Linked DNA regions of Mus musculus: regions 1, 2, 3 and 4 are each linked to region 5. Evidence: chromatin loops called from intact Hi-C (ENCODE). Cell type or tissue: left cerebral cortex. All regions are shown on one strand. Region 1 overlaps Btbd9 (BTB (POZ) domain containing 9). Region 2 holds the start of Zfand3 (zinc finger, AN1-type domain 3). Region 3 has its middle 29 kb from the start of Zfand3. Region 4 overlaps Zfand3 (zinc finger, AN1-type domain 3). Region 5 holds the start of Mdga1 (MAM domain containing glycosylphosphatidylinositol anchor 1).

Region 1 (5,000 bases), 620 kb before region 5:
TTGCACTCACTGGTGTCTACACAGAGAAAGCAGTTCTGGCTGGAGAGAGGGAAGATTGCTCTGAAGGCTTCCTGGTGGTTCCCAGAGCCAGCAGGAGCCCTGGTTGCTCGGGTCCGTGTTGGCATACTTGGGCCTTTCCCGGGTAGGAGGGTGGTGATGCCTGGGCAGGGCTCGCTCGGCTGGCAGGCTTTTCGCTCACACCTTCCCAGCTCAGGACCAGCGGACCCTGCTGTTTGACAGCCTCCAGGTGAGGCTGTTTTAGAGAACATTGAAAGGTTACTCTGCTGATAGTTTATATTCTTCTTTAGGTCAAAGCATAATCTAAACATCCTCTAGTCCTGCGAGACAGGAGTGAGCCTGGGAGCTGGAAAAGGTGGCTGAGGTACCCCGAGGGTCACTCAGATTTACTTTCCCTCGGGAGAAGTGCCCTTGGGTAATTTCTAAGGCGAGAGACAGGCCAAAGGCAGAAAATGGGCTCCTTAGTGAGGTGTGGAGAGAAGAGAAATGGTGGGTGCAAACAGGGAGAATGCGGAGCTGGCCCCTGTTCATCAGCACCCACACAGCCCCCCATGCCAGATGGCATCCATCTTAACTTTTAGCTGTGACTGACATGGAGTGAGTGGGTGAGCATGTCCCCTGGTCAGGAGACACCTCTGAACTCATGGTTAACGTAGAACAAGAACTTCACAGAACCCTTTAGTCACTAGGATAGTAAAAAATATTGCCTACGTTTTTATTATGGGCGTTGACTGGACACAATATTGTTACCCAGGGATCCTCTTCTGTGAAAACGAAGAAAATCAATTTTATTTCCCCAAAGAGGAACTAAAGTGTCTCGTCTGGCAGTTGCTCTTTTACCCACAGGAGTTTTGAATGGATTAAAATAACAGGGACAAGAAATTGAGTGAAGATTCCATGTCTCAGGGCTGCTTGTGGAATGAGAGGGACCTGTTATGGGAAGAAAGAGGAGGAGGAGGAGGAGGAAGAGGAGATGATGATGGTGATAAAGTCATGACTGACTCAGGTTATAATGGTTGCAGCAGATTGAAAAATCAGCAGCGTATGAGTGTAAGCATTTGGCCTAGGTGGCAGCACAGCGCATTTGTGTGTCATTAGAGGCAATAGGAACGTGACTCCTGAGCAGATTCTCATGATTCCAGCTGTGCTTTCTCCCTCAAAACTCCAGGCAGAGGGAGAGACCTGCCTTCAGGTGGGTCTCCAGGCAGAGGGAGAGGCCTGCCTTCAGTCGGGGTCTCCAGGCAGAGGGAGAGGCCTGCCTTCAGTCGGGGTCTCCAGGCAGAGGGAGAGACCTGCCTTCAGTCGGGGTCTCCAGTTTTAGAACCAGGCTTTCCCTTGGGCACTCATCCCCTCTCCTCCCCTCCCCTTTTCCTTTTCTTTCCCCCTCCCTCCCTCCCTCCCTCCCTCCCTCCCTCCCTCCCTTTCTTCCTTTCTAAAAGTCTCCTCCGTGGACCTGACTTTGACAGGGTCATTTTGTGCTCTGCTTTTGTTTTAGTCCATGTCGTAGTTGCTGTTCAGTTGCTGTAGCAAACATTCGGCCAAATACCACTTAGAGAAGAAAGCTTCAGAGGGTAAGCCCATGAGAAGCTGCAGCCAGGCATGGTTCTAGAGGAGCAGGAGCTGAGAGCTCACCTCTTTTCCCACAAGCATGAGGCACATGCATGCATGCATGCACGAACTCAGTTCTGCATGGGAAAGCCCAAAGCCCAGCCTCGGTGTCAAGCTTCCTCCCACAAGGCCACACCCCCTAATCAAGAAGGTCTACCAACTGAGAACCAAACATTCAGATAACATGCACCCATGGAGGCCATTCTCAAGTCAGACCACCGCAGTACGTTGGCTCCAGACCAGAAAGCTGATGGAGCAAAGGTGCCCTAAGAGAGGGTGGGAATGAGAGGAGGGAGGGGCCTCAGGATCAGCATCAGTTAGAAAGCTTTAAAGACGACGAGCATTTTAGTTTTTTGAGACAGGGTTTCTCTGTATAGCCCTGGCTGTCCTGGAACTCACTTTGTAGACCAGGCTGGCCTCAAACTCAGAAATCCGCCTGCCTCTGCCTCCCAAGGGCTGGGATTAAAGGCGTGTGCCACCATGCCCGGCAATGAGGACAAGCATTTTAACATGTCTCCTGCATTGCTTCATAAATCGTTCGTCAGCTTAGGTGTTTGTTCTAACAGCAGTTTAAGATAAATCTAAGAATTAGACCTTACTTGACTATCCAAGGATGCTTTGATTCCCTTCAGAATCATTTATTGACTGCTTAAACAATGTTCTAAATGAACTTCCTGTGGGTACTTCACTCTGCAAATACTTCCTTAGTGTGTAAGGGTTTAATTTTTCTTGTGTTAGTTAATTTGTGTATTTGTACATATGTCACCTTTGTTGTTTAGTGTCTTTTGTGTTGCTTTGGTTTCCCTCAGAGTAAAATTACAAGCTTTTAGAGGCATAGAGTGTGGGTTCTAAGTCTTAGGATTGTCAGACAGCACTCAGACCGTGACACTGTGCTAGGCGGCCACTCTGTACCCAGTGCAGGTTCATGGTGTAAGGCGCTGACTGACGGTGAGAGATGAAGTCTGCATTGCCTTGAACATTCACTGTCCATCTGAGCAGAGCAGTCGTTAAGAGGGTCTGAGTGGTGGCAGACTCCCTGAGCTGGCAAACAGCTCTACTTTTTTAGGGCTTGTTTTCTGTAGGAAACTGAAATTTGAGGTTCATGTTGAAGGTTTTTAATGCTTTGTATGGATGGCAGATTTCATCTGTTAAATTGAAAAAAGTGGTATTTTATCAATCAAGGCATGGGAGATTTGACCTACACCTCTTTCTGAGACTTAGGTCAGTCAGTCGGCATTGTGGAACCTGTGCTGTGCTGCAGATGGCGCTCACCCCAACCCTGGCTTCAGTTCACACCCTTGCTGTGGTGAATCTGTGCCTCACTGAGCATGCTGCCCTCACCAAAAAGGAGCAGGAGCCGTACTCTGTGAGCTCGATAGTTACTGAACGGGAGAACCGCACCCTGTGAGCTTGATAGTTATTGAGCAGGAAGGCTGCTTGTTTTCTACAGAGCAGACTTTTTTTTTTTTAATCACCCTTTGAGAATCTGAGCTGTTGTTTGATCTTCAGAGAAGGTTGGCATCTTTGGCACATTGGCTTTTATTAAGATGCCACTGTGCCTTTTCCTAGCAGCCAAGCCTGTGAGTGCTTCCCTGTACTGTCCTGAGCCTGCCACAAACAGTATCTTAATAACTAATAACTAATGGCTTGCTCATTTTTGAATGTTTACAGCAGGTTTTGTATATTTTTGGTTCTGAGAAAACACATAACATAACACTAGGTCTGCCATGCCTCTGCCTGTGCGGGGTAACCCTGGCAGCGTCCGCCTGGCATGGTGGTGGTTGCGTCTCCTGGCAGTAAGGAAGCGCCAGCCTCACACCACAGTTATCACTTCAGTGATGATGAGTGGAAGGAAGTGACTGACCTTTCTGAACCCTTGCCAGGAGTGGTGTGTGTGTGGTGCTGTTCTATGTGCACCAAAGTTTTACTAACACCAGCTCCTCCTACCTTAACCCTCAGCTGGAGCTGAAGAAAAGCGACTTGCAGTTTATCTGTGTGCATCTTTATCCTCAGACCAAACCTCACTGTGTCACTTGTAAGAACTTTGCATTGATAACGACTTCTCTCTCTCTCTTTCTCTCTCTCTCTCTCCCCCCCGTGTGTGTTTGTGTGTGTTATGTGAATTGATACTGCAGTTAAGTGTTATATTGATGCTTTATGAAAATAAAATTTTAATTTTTAAATATCAGTCACCCCTGTCAGTGTTTTGAAATACTTTTTACTTTTATATCCTGCTCAGGAAAGTGGGCTAATGCTAAAGAATCCCAATGCTACAGAATGCTACATATGTTTCTAATCCTTTAGAAACTCTTTGAAATCAAATGTTGAATTTAGGCAGACTGTGGTGGGCTAGGTTGGGACAGTTGAATTAGTGATCGCACCCCTGATGAGACAGGTCTTGCTTCTTGTAGCAGGCACTTGATTCTCTACCAATGCTTCCCTTTGATGCCCGTTGCTTGTTTGAATAACTACTGTTTCCTTTCCCTCCTTATTCCCATTTTCTTAGAGCAAGAAATTATTATGTGTCAAGTATGTCGCAGAAAAAGGAAGGGGTGTTGCAGAACATTTGCCAGTCTGTCTTCTAGTCTCAGGGGTTACATTAGAGGCCTTCGGTGATGATAAATACCTCACTAGAGGGGCTCTGTTTTTACTCAGAACAGGGATTTAGGCATGCTTCACTAGCCCAGGAAAGAAAATTGTCTTCGTTCGTTCGTTCGATCGTTCGTTCGTTCGTTCACTGCTTACTCATTCAGCAAATTAGCACCTGCTTTGTGCTCTACACTGTACTCAGTCCCGAGCTTGTAACACTGATAGATGTCAGGGTTTCTGCACTCATCAGTTGAGAGTAGCATATACACAAATTTATAAGTACGGGTCACTGAGAGCAGGCATGTATTTTTGAGTAAGGTTGCCAGGGTGGTAGTGTTGTAAGCGGAGAGACAGGAGATGCTATGATCTCGTCTCTGCTCTGAGCATGTAGGCCTTCTTTGGTATATGGAGAATGTTGTTCATATTAGCTAGTCTTCTGTGGGAGCCTCATTAGATGTGTACTAAAACTGTAGCATTTGTTGGGGTAAAGCACTTGAATCTCTTTTATTGCCTCCATCTATTCCGTCTCCCCTCCTCCCTGCTGTCATTGGCTGTGACATCCCCCCACCCATTCTCATTAGATTATAGTACCTTCACAGGGCTGTAGATCTAGGGGACAGGTACAGCAAATGAGGAGAGAAGTGTTTCTATTTATGGGGCGTTCTCTCCTCGCCACACTAGCAGTGCATGGATGTGTGTGTCTGGTCAGCCTCCACTCCCTCTGCCCCATCTCATCCACTAACTGGGCAGACAGAACATTTGTTTGCTTTGAAAGGCAAACACTG
Region 2 (5,000 bases), 120 kb before region 5:
GGACAGACTGAAAGTAGAAATGAAGGAAGCCTGGGTGCTGTGGGTCAAGACTTCCGCTGTCTGCTCCCACCAAAGTCTCGTAGCCTGACTCAAAATCTGCTGGCTGAAAGCAGGGGCTTCCTTCATCCACTTCTCCAGCTTCTAAGCCTTGGTGAAAGCAGGGATTGCCTTCACTCTATTCACTAATGGTCCCAAGGACATAAGAGCAGGTTGCCAGGAAGCAGACCTCTCCACACTGCGCAATCACTGAGGTGGGCACTGGGAGCTACTTTCTAAGGCCACATGTCCCACAGTAAGTTACAATTTAGGGCTTGTGACACTACATTTTTCCAAAGTGATGTCATAAATGTGATGACACTAGGCTCTCTGGAGCACTCGCCCACCACACCCTGCACTCCCTACAAGGAGGAGCAAGTTAGCCATCCCATCATCTGCATGCCTCCCATCCAGTACTAGCTAACCCTGTCAGATCCCTAGGAGAATTGGACTATCCATCCAACACTTCAGCACTTCACAGACAAGCCAATAACTCCAACAACTCTCACTGTAAAGTCTTTGGAGCTGGTTAATTTTGATGTGTGGTTTTTTTCCAACTTTTTTTTTCATAATAAAGTTCAAAATAAACTTTTAAAATGTTTTAAATCAAATTAAAATTCAAAGAAGACTCTACGGCTAAAACACTGTTACATCTTTGGAATTTCTGCTAAGGCTACAACTTGTCCTAGATCCCTATCCTCCTCTGAAGAATTTTTTGAAAGGATACACTTGAAACCTTCCAGAGATCTGCATTACACTGCACTTTCTACTCTTCTTCACTCCTAAGCATGTCTTTAATTTCTTTATCAACCATTCCTGGAGTATAAAATAGCTACTTCCCAGGGTATCTTCACTAGAAACAGCCAATTTCGTTCATATACATCCCAACACAATCTTTAAAAAGGATAAAAAGCCTGACTCTCAAAAGCTGCTGTAACTCTCCAGTAACCTTACACAGAACTAGTCATGAGCTGTGACCATTGCTTGTTAGGTGACAATCTAGAAAACCCAAAGTGTTCCAAGGACCAACTATAACTGCTGGTAGGAGTGGGGGGGTCCCATCTATCTATCTAATCTATTTGTAACTTCCCCCAACTCACCCTAATGAGGCATGGAATTCTATACTCTGTGTAGTGAACATTTAAAAAGAAAATTTTTAATAGGGAAAGAGAATTTGAGAGCCAAGGAAGGAAGGCAACTCTCACATTCCACAAGCTAGGCTGGCTGGAGGTTCTGTTGAGAAGTTTCTGTTTTCGGTTCGGTTTAGTTGGGTAGGGGTGTTTATCTGTTTGGGGGATTCCTTGTTGTTGTTTGTTGTTGCTGGTGGTTATGATGATGGTGGTGATGATGGTGATAGTGGTGGTGGTGGTGGTAGTGGTGGTGGTGGTGGTGGAGGAGGGGTTTTTTTGGACAGAGTAATTTTACAGACTCCCTGAAACATGTTTTAGATTAAAAAGTAAGACCCTCAACAATGCCTTTTAACTTTACACCCCAAGCCCAAATTCTGGACCCTGGATCTGTTCAAACGTATGACGTGTGAACAGCTTCCTAAAAGCAAATGGGGACTGAGATATAATTTAGGAAGTGATGATGCAAATCTCCCGGGGAGCAGCAGGGAGGAGGGGAGGTGAAAAAGTCAGAGGAAATACCCTCCTGATGGCTGGGCACCAACTCATACCAAGATGAGGGGGAGGCGGACTGGCCTCCACAGGCCAAGGGAAAAGGAAAAGGGGCAACCCTGCCCCGTCAGAAGTGCCAGCGCCGCCACCTCGTCCCTCCGGCTCACCCGTGGCCCCTCACCCCAAGCCGGCCTCGGGCCAGCGAGTCCCACAGAGGGTAGCGCGGCCCGAGCGGTCCTGGTCCTCCTGCTCCTCTTATTCCTATTCCTCCTCTTCTTCCTCCTCCCCCCCCCCCCACCAGCGTCCCCTTCCCGCAGCCCTCCTCAGGCCGAGGCCGCGGTCCCCGCCCGCTCCCCCGAGGCCCGGCTTCCGCGGCCCAGCTTCCCGGGGCTCTGGCCTCCCTCGGGTCCCCACCGCCACCCCGAGGCCCGAGCCCGCGCCCCTGCCCCCACACTTACCCCCAGAAGCCGCAGGGACAGCGAGGCGGCAGGCTGGGCGCTTTGCTGCGCTCGCTCCCGGCGTCTCCCATGGTGCTCGGCGGCGGCGGCGGCGGAGCTCGGAGGCGACGGCGGCTGGGCCTGAGCCCCCCTCGGAGGAAGCGGAGGCGGCGGCGGCAGCGGCGGGGGGCGCGGGGCGGGGGGAGGGGGAGGGAGCGGGCGCGCAGGCGGGCGCGAGTCCGGAGCTCCGAGCCGGGATTCCAGGCGGGTCAGCTGGAGGCGGGCCGCACCACTCGGCCTGCGGAGGGGGGGGGCGCGGCGAGGAGAGGGAGGGGAGCTGCGGAGGAGGGGCTGGGCCGTGCGAGCCGGGGAGATCTGGCGGCCTTGGCGGCTCTCTCCGCCGCCCCCCAGCCACGGCGCTGTCCCGTGCGGCGGCGCTGGCGGGTCCGGGGCTGGGTGGGGAGGAACCCGTAGCCCCCGCCGGCAGTGGAGTCGCAGCGGCCGGCTGTGACGCCCCGGGCCCCCGCTCGCTCCGTAATCCCCTCCCCCGCCCCGTAGACTGCGCTGACCGGACAATGGCCGCTCCGCCCCCTCCCCGAGGCGGACACCCCTCCCGAGGCGGCGCGATGGTCTCGCCCGGGGGAGCCACCGCCGCCGCCGGAGCCCGACGGATCAGCTGGGATCCGGGCGTGCCACTTTGTTCAGAGCCTCGGAGGCTGGGCGGTGCGTGCTCCTCCCGAGTTCCTCGTGCGAGCCGCCTCTCAGCCCTCCATCTTCCCAGGACTTTTACGAGAGCTAGCCTGCGCTCCTGGCTGAGGAAGGAGAGCGGGTTTCAGAGTCCTGTGGGGGAGCTTTGCCTCCACCCCCCAGCTGAGACAAATGGTACGCCCCAAGCGGGCCGGGGGCCCAATTAGTTGTTTGGGGTGACTTGGGTCGGTCCCAGAGCGGCGGCGCATGCGCCTGGAGACCTGGTAGTCTGTCCAGAGCTGGGTGGAGCGTTTCCAAACCCGGAAGTTGCCTAGGTGTCCTGCGTTCACCGCTGGCCGTCTGGGTCTTCAAGGCCACTGTTCTCGCGCCCCTGATGAGTGCCGCGAAGCGTTCCTCCCCAAACTGCCAGCCGCCGGAGAATCTCGCTTCCCATTTCCCCTACTCCCAACCCACTCAGACAGTTCCCCCGGAAAAGTGGCCTCCGTCCTGCCATAAATGAATTTCAGGAACATCTCTAGATAGCAAGTCGTGGGGCAGAAGGAACTTGCCCAAGTGTTTCACCCCTCTGATGTCCTCAGTTGGAGTACCCCAGGTCCACTCCCACTATCTTGATTTGGAAAACCTCCCTGGGGTAAATATGGTTGGTTTGGGGGAGAAGATTTAACTTGATCCCTACTGGACATTAATAAGTGGCCAAACTTGAGCCGTTGAAAGAATTCTTTAATATTCCTTACCACAGTCCTAAATTCTTTCTGTTCTCCAGTCAGCGGTGACCAGAATAGTCCACTAGCGATCACTAATTTGAACACAAAAGAAACGTCCACCAGAACTCTTGGAGAAGTGACCTGACCTTAAGGGGTTTGGAGCCAACTTAAAAGTCCAGAACTTACGGGAAGGCTACCATGTACCCTCTCAACTCCAAGGGAACCCAGCCCCAGAGAATATTACTTAGACTAACTTTATTACCAAATAGTACTTTTCCTTTCCTTTATATCAGTTTGGGCATTCTCTGAGTTTGTTTCCGCTGACATCCATTCTCATGGCCTCTAAATACCTAAAAACCAGGAATTACACTGAGTTTAGAATCCTTGCAACAGTACAACTGAGGGAAGACAATGATCACAAAACTTTAACGCCACAGTGTTTAATTCTGATTTTGTGAACATTCACGCGCCTTCAATAGAACAACTGTCAAAAGTGCATAGGAGCTGGGTGGGCATAATGGTACGTGCCTTTAGTCACAGCCATCCTGAGGCAGAGGCTGGCAGGTTTTTGTGAATTTGAGGACAACGTGCTCTACATCATGAGCTCCAAAATAGCCAGGACTCCATAGACATACCAAGACTGGGGGGGGGGGGAGGAATGAATAAACATATACAGCATTCCTCATTCTCATGCTACCCTCAAATCTTCTCTCCAACTCATGGAATTGCCACATAAAAAGAGGCAGCCTTTAAATCTAACAGGAAGATGAAGTCCCCTGCCCCACTCGCATCTCTCTGTATTGGCTTCTTGATGATTGTCTTTTCTGTAGAAGAGAAAACCCAAAGGAAAGCTGGGTGTGAGTGTACTTGTTGCCCAACAAACAAACCACTCACCTGTCTGCCTGCCACTAATTCAGCAAGCATTTCTTGAATACCCAAGATGTCTAATCCCTCTAGAGACAAGAATGGTTCATACAAAGAGGCTTCCCAGCAAGTTCAAGCTCCCTGTATCCAGGAAGTAAGATCCTTAGCCTTCTATCTTCCTCCAAGACTCTACCCACCATTCTCCATCATGTCCCCTACAAGTCAGCCCCCTGTCGTTCTTTCCTAAATGCACCTTGCTTGTTCTCGCATCATTTCCCCTGACTGCCCATCCTCTTTGCCTCAACAGCCCTTCCTCCCTCTGGCCCAGCATGTTCCTACTGTTTCAGTGGCATGTTTCAATGCCCTCCACCTCTACCACAGGAGAGTTGGGTCCTTCCTGTGCCCATTATCGGACAATCCAGCAATTCTCTATATGTATCTCTTCTTACACAACTGTCTTCAAAAGGACTAAGATCGGAGAGAAGTTAACCCATATTCGCTGAATGGAAAAACTAATCTGACAAAAATTCAGTCCTTGCCTAGAGCCTTGTCTTTGCAAGTGCCAAAATCACACATATGTCTTCATGCAAAATCAATCTCTTTTCCCTCTCCCTCTCTCTCTGTGTGTCTGT
Region 3 (5,000 bases), 89 kb before region 5:
ATGTCCTTGTTCTGTGTCCAAAATAATGGCTAAGGCTCCACCCATCATACATGTAGACCAGGTGGCTGAATAAAAGAGGCACAAGGTTGGGGATTCGGCTCAGGGGCTGAAATGATGCTGTGGCAAGCACGGAGAGCTGAGTCTGGATCCCTAGCATCCACGTAAAAGCCAGGCATGTCGACAAGCCTGTAATCCCAGGGCCAGCCACCAGCCATTCAGGCAGATCCAGTAAAAACTGTACCTTAAAACTAACAGGGGCCTGGTGAGATGGCTCAGTGGGTAAGCGCACCTGACTGCTCTTCCAAAGGTCTGGAGTTCAAATGCCAGCAACCACATGGTGGCTCACAACCATCTGTAACGAGAACTGACTCCCTCTTCTGGAGTGTCTGAAGACAGCTACAGTGTACTTACATATAATAAATAAATAAATCTTTAAAAAAAAAACTAACAGGGTGATGATGGTAATGGTGAAGAGATGGCTCAGTGATTAAGAGCACTGGCTGCTCTTCCAGAGGTCCTGAGTTGAAATTCCAGCACCCACATGGTGGCTCAAAACTATTTGGAACTCCATTTCTAGGAAGATCTGACACCCTCACACAGATACACATGTAGACAAAACACCAGTGCACGTGAAATAAAAAATAAATTAAGAAGCTAATGTGGAGCCCAAGGTGGTGACACATGCCTTTATTGCCAGCATTTGAGAAGCAAAGAAAGGCAGAGCTTTGTGAGTTCAAGGCCAACCTGGTCTACAGAGTGAGTTTCAAGGCAGCCAGAACTACACAGAGCAGCACTGTCTCAAAATAAACCAACAAGAACGTATCCCCACAAAAGGTGTGGAAACCAATAGCGATACCAGAGGTAGAGCTCTGGTCTCCAGACATGCATGTACTGGAAAACATAGGTAGACATGTACACATATGTATACAACACACACACATTCTACATGGCCATGTGCAGAGATGAGCATCAGAGAATCATAGATTCGGTTGTTGCAGAAGAGCTGCCACAGATGAGATACAGTAACCCATACTTGCAACCCAAGCCAGGATTGGAATGCTGAGTCAGGAGGATTGACACAAGTTGGAGCTCAGCCTGGGCTACATAGTCATTCTGTCTCAAAAATAAATAAAAGTAAAAAGAAGACAGGCAACAGGAGCAGCCTTCGCCATAGAGAATACCAGGGAGCCGCTTGAGGTGTCTCTGCAGAGTGGGCACCAGAGCCCAGAGCATCAGCAAAACTCCCTTCTGAGAACCCCAAATCAGAAGGACAAGGATCTATCAGGTAAGTTAGAACACCGTTGGAGCTGCAGATAAAGGGAACCCTGAGGTCAAGCGCAACACAGTCTGAGCCAGGCCCTAAGTGATGGAGACTCCTGAGAGAGTTTGAGAGGCCGTCAAATCCCAAGGTGTCAGCCGTGACATCTGGACTGGTGTTCCTTCTTTCGAGACAGTCTTTTTTTTTTTTTTTTTTTTAAATTTTGGATTTTTTTTTTTTTTTTTTTAAAGATTTATTTATTTATTATATGTAAGTACATTGTAGCTGTCTTCAGACACTCCAGAAGAGGGAGTCAGATCTCGTTACGGATGGTTGTGAGCCACCATGTGGTTGCTGGGATTTGAACTCTGGACCTTCGGAAGAGCAGTCGGGTGCTCTAACCCACTGAGCCATCTCACCAGCCCTCGAGACAGTCTTGGTGAACACATATTGCAGTCCCAGAAAGGGACTGGGCTTGGGGGTGGGAGTGCAGAGGTCAAGGAGGAGAGGAGCTGGGGGTGGGGGGACGGACATGTTCACACATAGCCTTGGGTATCACTCCAGGTAGCACTCTCTAGGCCAGGCAGAGGGATTAACAGATACTCAGAGTAAATCGTGCTGGACTTGGTTCCTGGAGTTAAGCCTCAATCACTTTCAAGCAAAGGCTTGTACGCTTAAGCCTTTGCAATTAGGCAAGACTCTGTTCTCCCTGGGAAGTCCCCCAGTCTGAAGGAGGGGTGGGGGACAGAGGTCAAGTTGCTTGCTGCAAGCAGATGGCTGTGATGGGAGGTGGGAGCGGGGGTCTTACTGGGTGTGGGAAATGGAGGGGCTATGTTCTCTGGAGCACACACCACACTCTTCTAGCTGTGTGGCTTTGGATTCTTCGATCGATATCTCTGAGGCTCAGTATCATCTACTTTGAGGTGTGATGGAGATTATTGACAAGTCAAGGCGAAGCACCAAAGGCTGTGGAGAGCCTGTGTCGACCTCTGACCTCACATGGGGACAGCTCTGATATGACCGTGGGCTATGATCCAGGTGAGGGACAGACACAAGCAAGGTTAGCAAGCCTGCCTAGCACATTTCAGCATCCCTTAAATCAGGTATGGTGGCACACACCTGTAACCCCAGCACTGAGGAAGTCAAAGTAGGAGGATGAGAAGTTCAAAGCCACCCCCAGGCACAAAGCCCATGGAGGCCAGCCTGGGCTATTTGAATCCATCTAAACAAACAAACAAACAAGAAAGCAAAACAAAGTCCGAGTAATCAAATAAATAAATAAATAAATAAAAAAGATACCCCTGCCTCAAATATATGTACATATAAAATGCAGGTTGTGAGCATATCCAAGCATGTGTACTAACCGCACCCAGCTTAGCTAGTGCTTGGGCTGGAACCCTGGGCTTCGTGCATGCTAGGCAAAGCCTTAATCACCGTAGCTACAGTCTTCAGTCCCTGACTGACCTGATGATAAGGGAAGAAGCTGACTTAAGGCTTTCAGGAGATCAATAGTAGATAGATCGAGCAAGTACGCTCCCCTGATTTAGGAATCTCTCTGTAAATGAGAGATTCTAGTCCTGATTTTAGGCAGAGTTTATTTCAGATTTAGTGGAGGCCCAGAGCTCCTGGGAGGCCCAAGAAGCATCAGCACCGCCTCCGCAGGCTTAGTCCAGGGCTCTTCCCAGCTTAGGAACATCCAGATGGCCGGGCCGCTGGGCCTGGCTCCCTCTCGCCCCCCTGTGGTCACAATTGAAACAGCCCAGAGGCCTTACTGCCAGCACTGGCTGTTCAGCAGATGGATATGCCCCGGGCGGCCCCTCTTCTCTGGAACCCTCTTCTGCTATGGAGGACACCACAACTGATGAGTCACCCCCAGACAGGAGAGAGCTGCAGAAGAAACCCCGTCTCCAGGAGGCAGGAAGAAACTCCAGACTGTTTCCTGGCCTGGTTTCAAGGCAGTCCCCACAAACTTGGGCTTTCCTGGCAACAGAGGAAGGGAGGTGGCAGGGGCCTGAGGTGTACATTCTGGCAACAGCTCCTGTCTGTTATTCCACATCCACCCCAGATCTCCTTTAGGCACAAGTCACTAGGACCAGCTTGTACTCAAGGTGGCCAGTTACCTTCTCCCTGCTCCCTGATGCCAATCTGTGACCTGTTTCATCAGATATGAGGCAGATAACACCTTTTCCATCCCAGAAAATAACACCCACTGGGGGGTTATTGGCAAGCTTCTCCATCCCAGGGAATTATACCTGGATGTCAGCCTGAAATAAGTTTGGGGTCTTGCTTGTTTGTCCAGTTGTTTTGCATTTGTGTGTGTGTGTGTGTGTGTGTGTGTATGTGTGTATGTGTGTGTAGGTTAGAGAACATATGAGAATTGGTTCTCTCCTTCCACCATGTGGACCCTGAGAATTGGTTCTCTCCTTCCACCATGTGGACCCTGAGTATTGAACTCCGGTCATGAGGGTTGGCAGCAAGCCCCTTTAACCACTAGAGTCTCTGATCCACTGAGTCTTCTGAAACAAGGTTCCTAAAGGCAGTTTTGGGTGGGAGCCCTTCTGCGTGTCTGTTCCTTCTTGTACTCACTCATTGAACACACATTGATTGTTGTCCAGCTGTATGTTAAGTACGAGGATGTGGCACGGGTATAGAGACGCAAAGTCATTGTCACAGACCCTAATCTGGCACTGAGTAATGTGGTTTGTATTTTCCCCCTGAACCCCTCCTTTCAAAAGCTGTTTCCAGAGTGTCTCTGCTTGCTAGCTGTGCGACCTTGGGCAGAAAACAAACAAGGAAAAACCAACACGGTTGCAGGTGTGGCATGCTATGCTGTGTGATTTATGTCTGTTAGGCTATTCTGACAGTGCCCCCGAGGTAAGCTGTACTCTTCCCAGATTCCGAGGTAAGGAAATGTAGCCTCAGAGAGCTTCAACTGCTGAAGCCCAAAGAACGGGCAGGCAGAGGAACCACAGTTTGGACTCAGAGCCACCAGCCTTCCCAAGGCCGAGTCTTCAATCTGCAGGATAAACGGTTTCACATCTAAAATGCCAGCTTCTTCATTTCTTCTCCTGTTCCAGTGATAGGGAGCTCACCCTTCCTGGTCACAGCCCATCATGGTGGGCAAGTCTGGACATCAAGAGCCTGAAGCATCTTGACCACAAAGCATCAGCAGCTAGAAGCAAGTGCCGGATGCATGTGTGCTCAGCTCTTCCGAATCCCTAATGTCACAGTCCAAGACTCCCTACCCAGGGAAGGGTCCCTCTCGAAATGAAGATAGCTCTTTCTATATCGATTCATAAAACCAAGATAATTCCCTACAGGTGTGCCCAGGGGCCCAACTCATAGCTGATCCCAATTCTGTCAGGATAATCAGTTCTAACCCTCGAAATAGCCTAGCAGTATTTAAAAAAAAAAAAAAAAAAAAAAGACAAAACCCAAACCTCTCTGTATCCTCTGCTGCAGCTTCCAGACAGGGACCTCAACATGGAGACGCAAGGCTGTGGTTGGGGACGCCGAGGATCAGCAGGGGGCCAGAGGCGAGGCCTGAGGCTGCTCTCTTCTCCCACAAGCTATGGAGTAATCTCAGCCCAGCATGGAGCAGTCCACAGGAAGAGGTGGAAAGTGCTCTGCTGTTGCGTTTAAAAGTCAAGTATGTGTCTGAAAATAATGTTAATGGATTCCTCAGACAACAGATACATGGGTATTTTCAGCGGCTTTGCTAATAATGGCCAACCCTGGATGT
Region 4 (5,000 bases), 220 kb before region 5:
ATGCCTTTTTCCCTTCTCACATCTCCTGACACATCCCTAGGTTACTATTACTATTTCAAGGATAAGCTCACTAAGGCTCAAAGCCAGTAGCTAGGAAGTGCACAGCTAGGATTTGAGTGTAAAGCCTAAGTTTTAAAGCACTGCCTTTGGCTTTCCAGTTACCACTCTCTGTTCTGTACATTGCCAATGGCCACCTTTATGGCTAGCTTTGTCACAACACACACCCAGTCACTCCATTGGGTACTCTTTAAAAGGTGTACAGTGGATAGCACTGCATCTGCACCTACCACCCAGCTGTGTGTCAGTCTCAGTGCCTCACTCTATCTGCTTCTGAGTTTATATATAAGCAGTCAGCCTGCAGGTCAGCCTAAGGCTCTGTGTCCGCTCCTTCAGGCCAACCCCCTTCTTATCTCAGCATAACTACTATTCTGAAATCCTGCTTCAAGACCTGCATTTTAATGTCTGCTCATACCTATCTCTTATATTAAGCATCCATGGATGGGCAGCCACAAATAGCATGATTTTACATGTTTCTAAACTATGACACATTACATACCCATCATTCAGATACGTTTCAGCCATGTTTCTGAAATGGAGTTCATTTATTCCCAACTTTTTCATTAATAAAAGTCCTACTTCCATGAATACTCTTACACTGGTCTTATGTGTGTGAGCATTTCTGAGGTATGCAGTTAGAAACACTAGGCCAAACAAAACCAGTGTTCCCTTACCAAACCCTATCACACTGCTCATGGGAGGACTCATCAATTCTCACCCTAGCAGCAGAGCCCACTCAGTTCTGCTACTACCAGACAGTTTAACTTCTGTCAATATAACAGTGTGACATTATCAAAGTTCTGTTTCAGCTCACATTTCCGTGATTAGTAATGAGGCTAGGCACGTTTTCATAAGTGTTTAATTAATAGGTGCTTCGTTTAAAACAGAAACTATACAGCTAACTAAGCATCTAAGGTACCAAAGTAATATTAAATGGATTAGGATGGACTTCTCCACATTCCTACAGACATCAAAGTTAAGTTCATATTGTCAGTCTTGGTCTAGTCACTATATTGATAAAAAGAAGATTAAATCAAATAATGTATGGTACTTGCCAACTAAGCAATGCAATTTTAAAAATATCCAAGCTCTTCTACCGAAGTCATTCATGTTAATATATGAACAAGTCAAAGAAACAAAGAAATAACATCAGCCAGACGATAAACAACCGCCCCCGAGGCAGGCAGAGCTCCTAATACACTGTTTCAAGAAAGTGCTTAGATGCTTTCTGTAAACACTGAAACAGCAAAGGCAGGAAGGAGGCAACACTATATAGTAGAGAGCATTAAGTACTGTATTTAAGAAGGTTTGAAATAGAAACGCAGAATCCGTTTACACTAAGGCTCACTGGGCGATGAGCAGTCCACCAGAAGGTTATGTCTGAGACATTCATTAAAGGAGAAGAGCGTCAGTGAGCCAGACAGAGGAAAAGCGTGTTAATACATGGAAAATGGCAGGCCACAGAAATGTAGAGAATAACTACTACTCTCTGAAAACACCAGCGGGGTTGGATGAACGTAATGCACATAGGTCCATGCAATCCAAAGTATGTAATCCATACTTTAAGGATTATGTGTAATGTGTTTAACAGTGCCCAATACATACTGGCAAACACTATATGAGCTTGCTTGCACCTTATTTTTCTGTCTCAAGAAATACAAAGTTTAATTGAATAAAATTTTAAAATCTGCGAAAGTAGAAGTGAAATAACCATCAACCAAGGTAAGAGAAGCAGACATTCTAGGACTCTCACTCTGCCTCCATCCCTGCCACTCTAGGGTCTGGACTCTAGTACAGAGTAACTTCATCTCCCTCCCCAGTGACAGGTGACGTGGAATATGGCCCCATGGCCACTAGAGGGTGGCCAAGTCTCTTGCATCCATCACACCCCTTACTTTGTTTCAAGGGTCTTTAACTTTCAGGTTAAAGATTTTTGGATCCTAAAATTCATTATGTAAAGATTAAAAATCACTATTAAAACAAAATGAGAGATTTCTTCGGAGCAAAAAGCATATCAGAATATTAAATCTGGCTGTTTTAGTGTTTTACCAAATTCTTCCATCCAAGTCTTGAAAGATGAACTTTCGATAGGGATGGGCATGCTTGGGCTGCAAGCAGCAACACCAAGCCCTAAGCTCCACTGCCCAAATACAGTGCAGGTGGAAGTTAAGGCTGCTGGATGCGGACTACTACAGAATGTACCTCCAAGTGCTAGACACAAATGTCAAACTTTATGATCTTGTCTTCCACATTTTAAAATCTTATACTTTCACCAAAAATCGGAATGACTTATGATATACAACTATGTATTTTTTTAACTGAGAAAAATTGGTTAAATTTACTTTTGAACAAGAGTGACATGAAGGTCTATTCCACATAATCCCAAACCATTATTTACAGTACTGTGGTGCTTTGAATAGGTATGGCCCCCATAAGTGGATGTATTGAATTCTTGGCCCAATAGTAGCACTATTAGGAGGTGTGGCCTTGTTGGAGGAAGTGCGTCACTGAGGAGGCTTTGAGGTCTCCTATTCTCAAGCTGTGCCTAGTGTGGCGCACAGTCTCCTTCTGCTGCCTGTGGATTGAGACGTAGAACTCTCAGCTCCTCCTGCACCATGCCTGCCTGGATGCTGCCATGTTCCTGCCAAGAAGATAATGGACTGAACTTCTGAACCTATAAGGCAGCCCCAATTAAATGTTTTCCTGTTAGAGTTGCCTTGGTCATGGTGTCTCTTCACATCAATAAAACCCTAAAACAAGTATCTACTTACATTTTAATTACATATTTATGGACATGAAAAAGATTATTGATATAAAAATGATTGTTTTACTGACTGTGAAAAAGAAAATAATGTTCAGATTATTTTTAATTCATAAAACAAAATTGGAGAAAAGCAAAAATTTTCTACCAGTTTTTTATTTTTTTTTCTTTTTTCTTTTTTTTTTTTTCCTTGTTTCTTTTTTAGACAAGGTCTCTCACTGTCTAGACCAGGCTGACCATGAACTCAGAGATCTATCCGCTTCTGTCTCCAAGCTGCTGAAATTAAAGGCAAGGATCACCATGCCTGGCTCCTATTGTTACTCTAAACAAAAATGCCCTACTCACAAATCCACACCTGTTAAAAAACAAATACCTTAAAAATGTAGTCAAGGGGACAATCGTTGGCTTAGCAATTAAAAGTACTTTCTACTCTTGCAGAAAACCCACAGAAAATGTCTGTGTGTTCACACAGGAGGTGAGATAATCATGCAAAGCATTTTTAAAGGTCTTAGAAAAAAAAAAAAAAACAACTTACTGTTCACATATGAAGAAGTGTGAAACAAATTTTACTTTCTGTGTATTTGGGCTAGCAACCAAACCTCAGAAACAAGTTCAGGTAGTCCCCTCCCCACTGAGTCCTGATCACAAAAGGGGACACTCCAGTCAAACACACCCCACCCCCACAGCCCCACCCGCCTCGATCTGCCCTGGTTACTGAGTTGAGCAGCAAAGCTCGGGGAACACTGGCCACACTCCTCTATCCTCTTACTATGTATGGTGCTCACACTTCCGCCATCAGTTACTAATTACCTTGTGCAGACAAGTGGCTAGGGCTCCACACTGACTGTGACTTAACATACAATGTGTATCATCCATGGCCACCCACATGGATGTGGGAGTCTTCTGAGCTAAGATGCTGGTGATAGGGGTGAATTCATTTTAAGGAATGTGGATTCTCTCTCAACAAAGCTCTTAGTAAAACATCAACCTAATTTACCACAGTTGTTTAGCATTGAATGATGGAACAAGAAACGTGTTGGGGTAAAATGAAGGCACAAAAATGTGGTTAGGGCAGGGAAAAATAAGCTGTTGGGGTCAGAATGAACACAAAAGTAGCAATACCAAGGTCAGAGGTCAGAGTAGACAACATGCACTGCCTCACAGCTGGAAGGGCAAACCTCAGAAAGTAAGGTCTTACACATGCTTTAAGAAAGGGGTGGGTGCCAGCTCTGACAGTCATGACCATCTCTTATCCCAATTGTAAACCAATGTTAACATGATTGTGGTTTTCCTGATCCACTCTCTGACTTGCTGCTTTTCTTCAATTTTATTTTTTCAATTTCATTCTTTCAACTTCTACTAAAGTATCACAGTCTATCAGCTTCTTGATCTATGAAAGAACCATTCTATGACGATGACAGTCACACACTACTAAGATATCTCAGGCAGCAATGTGGGCGACTTCCCCTTTTTTTAATGCAGAGAACTGACCTGACCAAGGCTATAAGGTAAAAGCCACATAAAAATAAAAACAGGTTTCTGGTTGGGCAGTGGTGGCGCACGCCTTTAATCCCAGCACTTGGGAGGCAGAGGCAGGCAGACTTCTGCGTTGGAGGCCAGCCTGGTCTACAGAGTGAGTTCCAGGACAGTCAAAAACCAAAAAGGAAAAAAAAAAAAAAAAAGAACAGGTTTCTGATCTTATGCTGTTGTTACAGCCTCCATTGATCACTTAGAACTTCAAAGTGGAATTACCTCTTAAAAGTCACATAGCAATGTACCAATCCTTATGGTTCTTATATATAACGTATACATATACAGACAGCACACAGATAATGATATTTAAGTCTATCCCCCAAATAACCATAAAACAGCCAAATCTTATTGTAAGCAAGACAGCAGCGCTCTCACTCCCAATTCCAGTAGCAAAAGGTAACTAGCTGTTAAGTTGCAGATTTTATCTGAGGATAGCGTAACTTCTAGGTCCACACTCTTTTCAGGGGTCTGAGATAATAATCATAAGCTGTTGGGTGTAAAGTGGAGCTGGTCAGAACCTCTGTGGTAACATGTGACCTTGCAGTTATCTTTTACCTAATGAATACCAACTGTTTTAGACAAATGTATGCCGAAATTAACAGCCTAAAACAGAAAGTCGGAACTTTTTACCGTCTTTCTTTTATTCCTA
Region 5 (5,000 bases):
GGCAACACCTTGTGCTTTCCACTCCTCCTTAACAGGTTATGTTTGCCCAGGAGGGTCAGAGGAGAAACATCCCGGTGGGAGTGGGCTTGGAGAGGGAGGGATTTATAATTAATATTTTTAATTCATGCGCTGATTTACATGCAAGAGAATCAACTCTTTGGGTGATCAGAAACAGGTCTTTGAGTTTGGACAGATGCCTGAGGTCATGGACCCACCATTGCAGCAGATCCTGAACAGGATCTAACCTCCGAGCTTGTTAGCTGCTGCGGCTGTGCTGTCCGCGCTCCCACGGGCCGCTCTAGTACAATCCCTGCGCTCACGCCGAGATAAATAACGGCGACAGGTGGAGCAGGTAAGATTAGCAGGACCGGGTTGGAGGGAGGACGCTATCGGAGGCGCCAGGGAGGTCGTGCGCCTCTCTGCCCAGCCCACGCCCCTCCCCAAGGGCGTCTGGAAGGAACTACATCTTGGTCACAGCTTCGGGGAGGGCCGGGTTAAGGTGACGGAGTCTCGAAGTGGGGGGAGACAGGCTTCCCGGCTTGGCTGCAGGAAGCGCGAGCACCCCTAGGGCACTTGGCCACGCCTGAGGTCTCACGGGTAGGCAGGATTTGAGAGAAGCGGGCTGAAGGGGACCCTGGGTGTCCCTGTGGAGCTCTGGCACTGGGGTCTTGCTGGCAAACCTGTTGGCAACCTGTGGGCCTCAGCTAGGACACTGCAAGCTGCAAGCGCGTCCTCCTCCTCAGTGCCTCTGGCAGCGTCCCCGGCGCCCGACCCGGGGAGAGGCCGAGGCAGCTTGGAAAGGGGCTGGGGCTCTGCCAGGGGCGGGTAGTGGTGGTGGAGGTGGCGGGATTCCCAAGCCGAGCCAACATCCCTGCAGAGCGACAGCAGGCAACCGCCTCTCGCGCCAGCTCTGGTCTAGGAGAAGCAGACGCCTTGGCCTTTCCCTCCGATCCTAGGCTCCAGTATCACCTTCTCCAAAGTGCAAAACATTCATTAAGTGTCCAGTGCCCTGCAGGCTTGCGTCCCAGCAACCAGCCGCCGGTGCTTGCCCGGCGAGCGTGCGGCGAGCGTTTGCACCCGGCCAGGGCTTTGCCAGCCTGGGCTGTGCAAGGGAGGGCGGAGAGCGTGTGCGAGTGCGCGGCTGCAGAGCCCGCGCCGAACCCACGTTCCCGCTACTGTCCTCGGGATAGATGGATCCATTGCTGCTTTCTGACATTTTTCTGCCAGGGGGCTGGTGGGGGAGGCGGAGATAGGGAGAGAGAGATGGGGGGGGCGGGGAAAGAGAGAGAGAGAGAGAGAGAGAGAGAGAGAGAGAGAGAGAGAGAGAGAGAGAGAGACTGCTTCCCCCAGCCCTGTTTTGTTTTCTCTAATTGGTCCTGGGGGAAGCAAGGAAATTGGACAGAGGCTGGGCCGGGCGAGCTGGGCTGCCTTTAATTGGCTCCCCTTTTTTTAACTGGAGGGGAATCAAACAGGAGAGCGAGCGAGCGACAAAGGGTGGGAGAGCGAGAGACCGATCGCGGAGATGGGAGGAGGGAAGAAGGGAGGAGGGAGAGCGGGAGGCGGGGTGGTGGTGATGGGGAGGTGGAGGAAGCGCGGAATGAAAAGCTCGGAGGGACCAGAAAGCAGCACAGCGAAGCCCAAGTTAGGGAGCGAGCGGAGCGCTCCCGCGGCCCCGGAGCCGGAGTGGCCGCGGTGCCCCGGAGCCCGCCCGGCCCCGCCCGCTGGGGCCCTCTCGGGCCCAGGCCGCCGGGAGGGGGGCGGGGACGCCCAACTTGGGGCGCGGCGCAGCCCCGCTCTCCCGAGATCGCGGAGCCCGGGAATGCCACGGCGGCGGCCAGACGGCGGGAGAGGAGCGGGGAGAGAGGAGGCGGCCAGCAGCTCCTGAGCCCGGGCCTCCGCAAGAGCGCGAATTATTTTCAAAGGACTCAAACTTTCCTCTTTCCCTTGCTGGCTGCGGTCCCTCTTGCTTTGGAACCGTTCTCTGGATTCCCGCGGGGGCGCCGGGACGCGATCGCCTCCCCCGGATTCCTCGGCGGCGGCTCGGCTAACTTCGCGGACTCGGGGACCCGGAGCGCTCGCCCCGCTGCCGAACCTAGTCCTCGCTGCTCCAGCGCTCCAGAGGACCGGGACCCGGCGCCCTCGCCTCCGGGAAGGGCGCCCAGCCCGGCTCCCTTGGGTCGGGCTGCGGAGCCCTCCACACCTACTGCAGGACTGGAGCCAGCGGATTAACCAAAGCAGAGTCCGGGCCTCCTGGCCTGGCTCCGCGGAGGGGCGTCCCCTGGGCGGGGAAAAGACAAGTTTGTCAGGCATCGGTGGCCTGTTGGATCGGAGCGCGGCCGCCGCAGCAGAGAGGTCCCCCCGCGTTCAGCACCCTCGGTGGACAGCCCTGGGGACCTAGGACTGCTCGGTGGCCGAGCTTTCTGGGCCAGGGAGCTGGCTGCTGCGCCCGGTGCGCAGAGGCTTCAAGGTCTGGGGCAGCGCCCCCTGCGTCTCCACCCGGGCAGCCGCCCTGTGGGAAGAGGACAGAGCCGAGTCGCGGCTTGCTCAGACTCCTAGTCTCGGTCGCCGCCCTCTCCGTCGCGACTCAGGGAAAAGGAGGGAACGCAGAGGGCAAAGCGGTGCCCCGGCGGATGCGCCCCCCGCCGCCTCTCAGGCTGCGCCGCCTCGCGGGGATGAAGCACTGGCCGTGAAGATGGAGGTGACCTGTCTTCTACTTCTGGCGCTTATCCCCTTCCACTGTCGGGGACAAGGAGTCTATGGTAAGAGCCAGCGTCCCGCTCTACCCTGGCGGAGCCGCCCGGAAACTTTACAAGATCTTGCTCAAAGTGCGCGCTGCCGGGGCTTGGTGGATGCACTGATGGCCGCGTCTCCGCCCTCGCCTGGGCGCCGGGAGACCGAGCAGGCTGCTCCCGAGCCCAAGAAGCGGTCCTAGGCTATTGGTGTGAGGCTGGGGATGCCGGGGTAAGGTCTCGGCTTTCCGAAATCTTTCCAGGGGTTAGAGAGATCCGGAAGTCTTGGGAGAATAATACAGTGAGCTCAGGAGACCCGGGAAGAGCCCAAGCTCTGGGCTGGGGCAGCTGTTCCCACGGAATCCTTTTCCTCCCTCGGCTCAGCCTCCCGAGTGGAAGCGGGCGATGAGCGATCCGGAGTTGTGCGCGGCTGGCGGGCGAGAAGCTCTCCAGCACCGCGGCCCTGAGGCTGGCTCGCCTTCCGGGCAGTGGCCGCGGCTCGATCGCCTCTTCTAGCTTCTTGGCGGTCTGAGCTGTTGGGCATCCCTTAGCCCAGGCGCCGACTGTTCTCGGCATCCCTTTTCAGACCTCTCCTGAGCCAGCTCTTCCTGTCGCTGGTTCCCAACCACAGAACCCCAGCCCCAGCTTCCTTCTGCCTGCTCGCACACACAGACACATTCAGCCACAGTCCTCAGGAAACGCACACACGGCTCGCACCCATCCGGCTACGTGTCTAAACCCTGCCTCCCGCCACGCAGCTCTGCTCTTGGATGCCCAAGACAAGCTCAGTCGCGCCATGGAGTATTCTGATCACCTTTTCTCCACTCCATGCCGCGGGTTTCCTCACCGAAGACTCCTTGGTTCAATACTACCCAGGGTCATCCTCCCGACGTGCACAGCACAGAAAGTCAGTCAGTCCCCAGAGCCCATGGCCCTGACTTTGCGTTCTGCTCACCGCAGGGTGGGCTTTGTAGTTACTTTCTAATGATGTGTGGCTGGGGTGGGCAGGATTCTCCTGCTTTCTCTGGGGCTAAGAATCTAATTATTCTCTTTGAGAGTGGAGGGTGTTGGACCCAGACAGTGTGGGTGACAGAAGCCATATCCCCTGGCTACTAGCTTCAGGTCTTGGGTCTCTCACTGTGCCAGGCAGAAGGAAGGAGCGTCCCGGGGAGGGGGTATCTGGAAAGTATACGCTCCTGGGCTCTAACAGCTTGGGCTTAATTCCCTGGTGAGGCCAGCCCAGGCATCCAGCCAAACTCTGCTTCTTAATTAGTTTGTGTGTCTCTTACTGCCTGGCCCCTGGCATAGGCCAGAAAAGGCAGGCGGGAGGGATGCTGCAAGAGGCTGAGCTTTATGTATTGGGGGTGGGGGGCTATAAAACAAGGCAGGGGAAGACACCAGAGGCCTCAGAGTTCCTGTTCTCCGGAATCACTAAAGATATCAGCAGCTCAGTCACTGCCACCTTCAAGTGGCTACTGTAACTTGCTCACACACCCTCCTGAGGTGCGGGTCTGTCAACGGCACCTTTCTCCTGCGTCCTTGGGCTGGTCTGATGACACTATCTCATGCTCTCTGGCTTGGGTTTCTCCATCTTCATCTGGGTGGCCTGATGTACATTTAAAGAGTCCTCTCTGGGTTTACTTAGGAGCCCCAACAACGAGGACAGAGGTTAGGGAACAAGAACTATGGTCTATGTAGACCCTCATTTTCAAGCTTCTCTGTCCCATCTCTCATATGCTGGGGTCCCTGATGCTCTTGTTACAAGTCAGGAAGGGTAGATATACTGGGTCTGCTCGCCCCTCGTTCTTCAGGGGCACTCTTTGCTCCTGAACTTAGATAGCTTGGCTCCAGGCAAAGCTGGGTTGTAGAGGGGATTGCTGAGTGGGACATCTTTTTTAGAGGTGAATGGGAATCGGGAGAAACAGGAGCTAGGGTGGGTGGACAGTGTCCCTTGCAAGGTTACAAAAGCTTGGTGACACCTCAGCAGGATTGGAACTAAGGAGTGTGGTAAAGAGCCAGGATGTGTTCTACCCCACCCATTTCTCTGAACCCCAAAGCAGATGAAGCAGATGAGTGGGAGTGTGGAAGTATACAGGGATGGAGATGTCCACCCTGGCCATCCACCACAGCATCCAGCCCCAGTCTGGTACCCGGCACCCTGTAGGAATGCCAATGAGATCGTTTGAGTATGTGAAGAGCTAGGGTTAGGGCAGGCTGACAATGCTTCGCGAGATTCTCAGGTGTATCCTAAGCTTGGTATTCACCAAGACA

What was found. Peaks named below come from ENCODE experiments on the same cell type or tissue, not always from the same donor. Only the 100,000 strongest peaks of a DNase experiment are listed, where the experiment ranks them.
Region 1: it touches region 5 in a loop (2.5-fold over the local background); 2 of 42 quality-filtered maps call a loop at or near these places.
Region 2: it touches region 5 in a loop (2.6-fold over the local background); 2 of 42 quality-filtered maps call a loop at or near these places.
Region 3: a loop joins it to region 5, with 2.5 times the contacts of the local background. A loop is called at or near these places in 3 of 42 quality-filtered maps.
Region 4: it touches region 5 in a loop (4-fold over the local background); 8 of 42 quality-filtered maps call a loop at or near these places.

The regions. Positions count from the first base shown.
Region 1 is chr17:30,508,288-30,513,287 of GRCm38, reverse strand. All of the region lies in intron 6 of Btbd9 (BTB (POZ) domain containing 9), which reads left to right. Among named protein-coding and RNA genes, the nearest start is that of Btbd9, 65 kb to the left of the region's middle. In left cerebral cortex, CTCF peaks have their summits at 1,070 and 2,885 (motif pointing right); DNase peaks (open chromatin) are centred at 543 and 2,907.
Region 2 is chr17:30,002,422-30,007,421 of GRCm38, reverse strand. It overlaps Zfand3 (zinc finger, AN1-type domain 3), which reads right to left and starts at 2,383. Exons shown (of 6, transcript NM_001356265.1): 1 at 2,114-2,383. The coding sequence starts at 2,184. In left cerebral cortex, no CTCF peak of the experiment used is centred here; DNase peaks (open chromatin) are centred at 1,694, 2,419, 2,790 and 3,014; H3K4me3 peaks cover 3,522 bases; H3K27ac peaks cover 2,287 bases.
Region 3 is chr17:29,973,940-29,978,939 of GRCm38, reverse strand. No RefSeq gene overlaps it. Among named protein-coding and RNA genes, the nearest start is that of Zfand3, 29 kb to the left of the region's middle. In left cerebral cortex, a CTCF peak has its summit at 2,996 (motif pointing left); DNase peaks (open chromatin) are centred at 2,019 and 2,982; H3K27ac peaks cover 235 bases.
Region 4 is chr17:30,102,469-30,107,468 of GRCm38, reverse strand. All of the region lies in intron 2 of Zfand3 (zinc finger, AN1-type domain 3), which reads right to left. Among named protein-coding and RNA genes, the nearest start is that of Zfand3, 100 kb to the right of the region's middle. In left cerebral cortex, a CTCF peak has its summit at 1,918 (motif pointing right); a DNase peak (open chromatin) is centred at 3,689.
Region 5 is chr17:29,885,206-29,890,205 of GRCm38, reverse strand. It overlaps Mdga1 (MAM domain containing glycosylphosphatidylinositol anchor 1), which reads left to right and starts at 1,628. Exons shown (of 17, transcript NM_001368423.1): 1 at 1,628-2,759. The coding sequence starts at 2,693. It overlaps Gm41559 (a long non-coding RNA gene), which reads right to left and starts at 305. Exons shown (of 3, transcript XR_003952341.1): 1 at 216-305. In left cerebral cortex, a CTCF peak has its summit at 2,477; DNase peaks (open chromatin) are centred at 2,832, 3,126, 3,348, 3,911 and 5 more places; H3K4me3 peaks cover 4,662 bases; H3K27ac peaks cover 2,171 bases.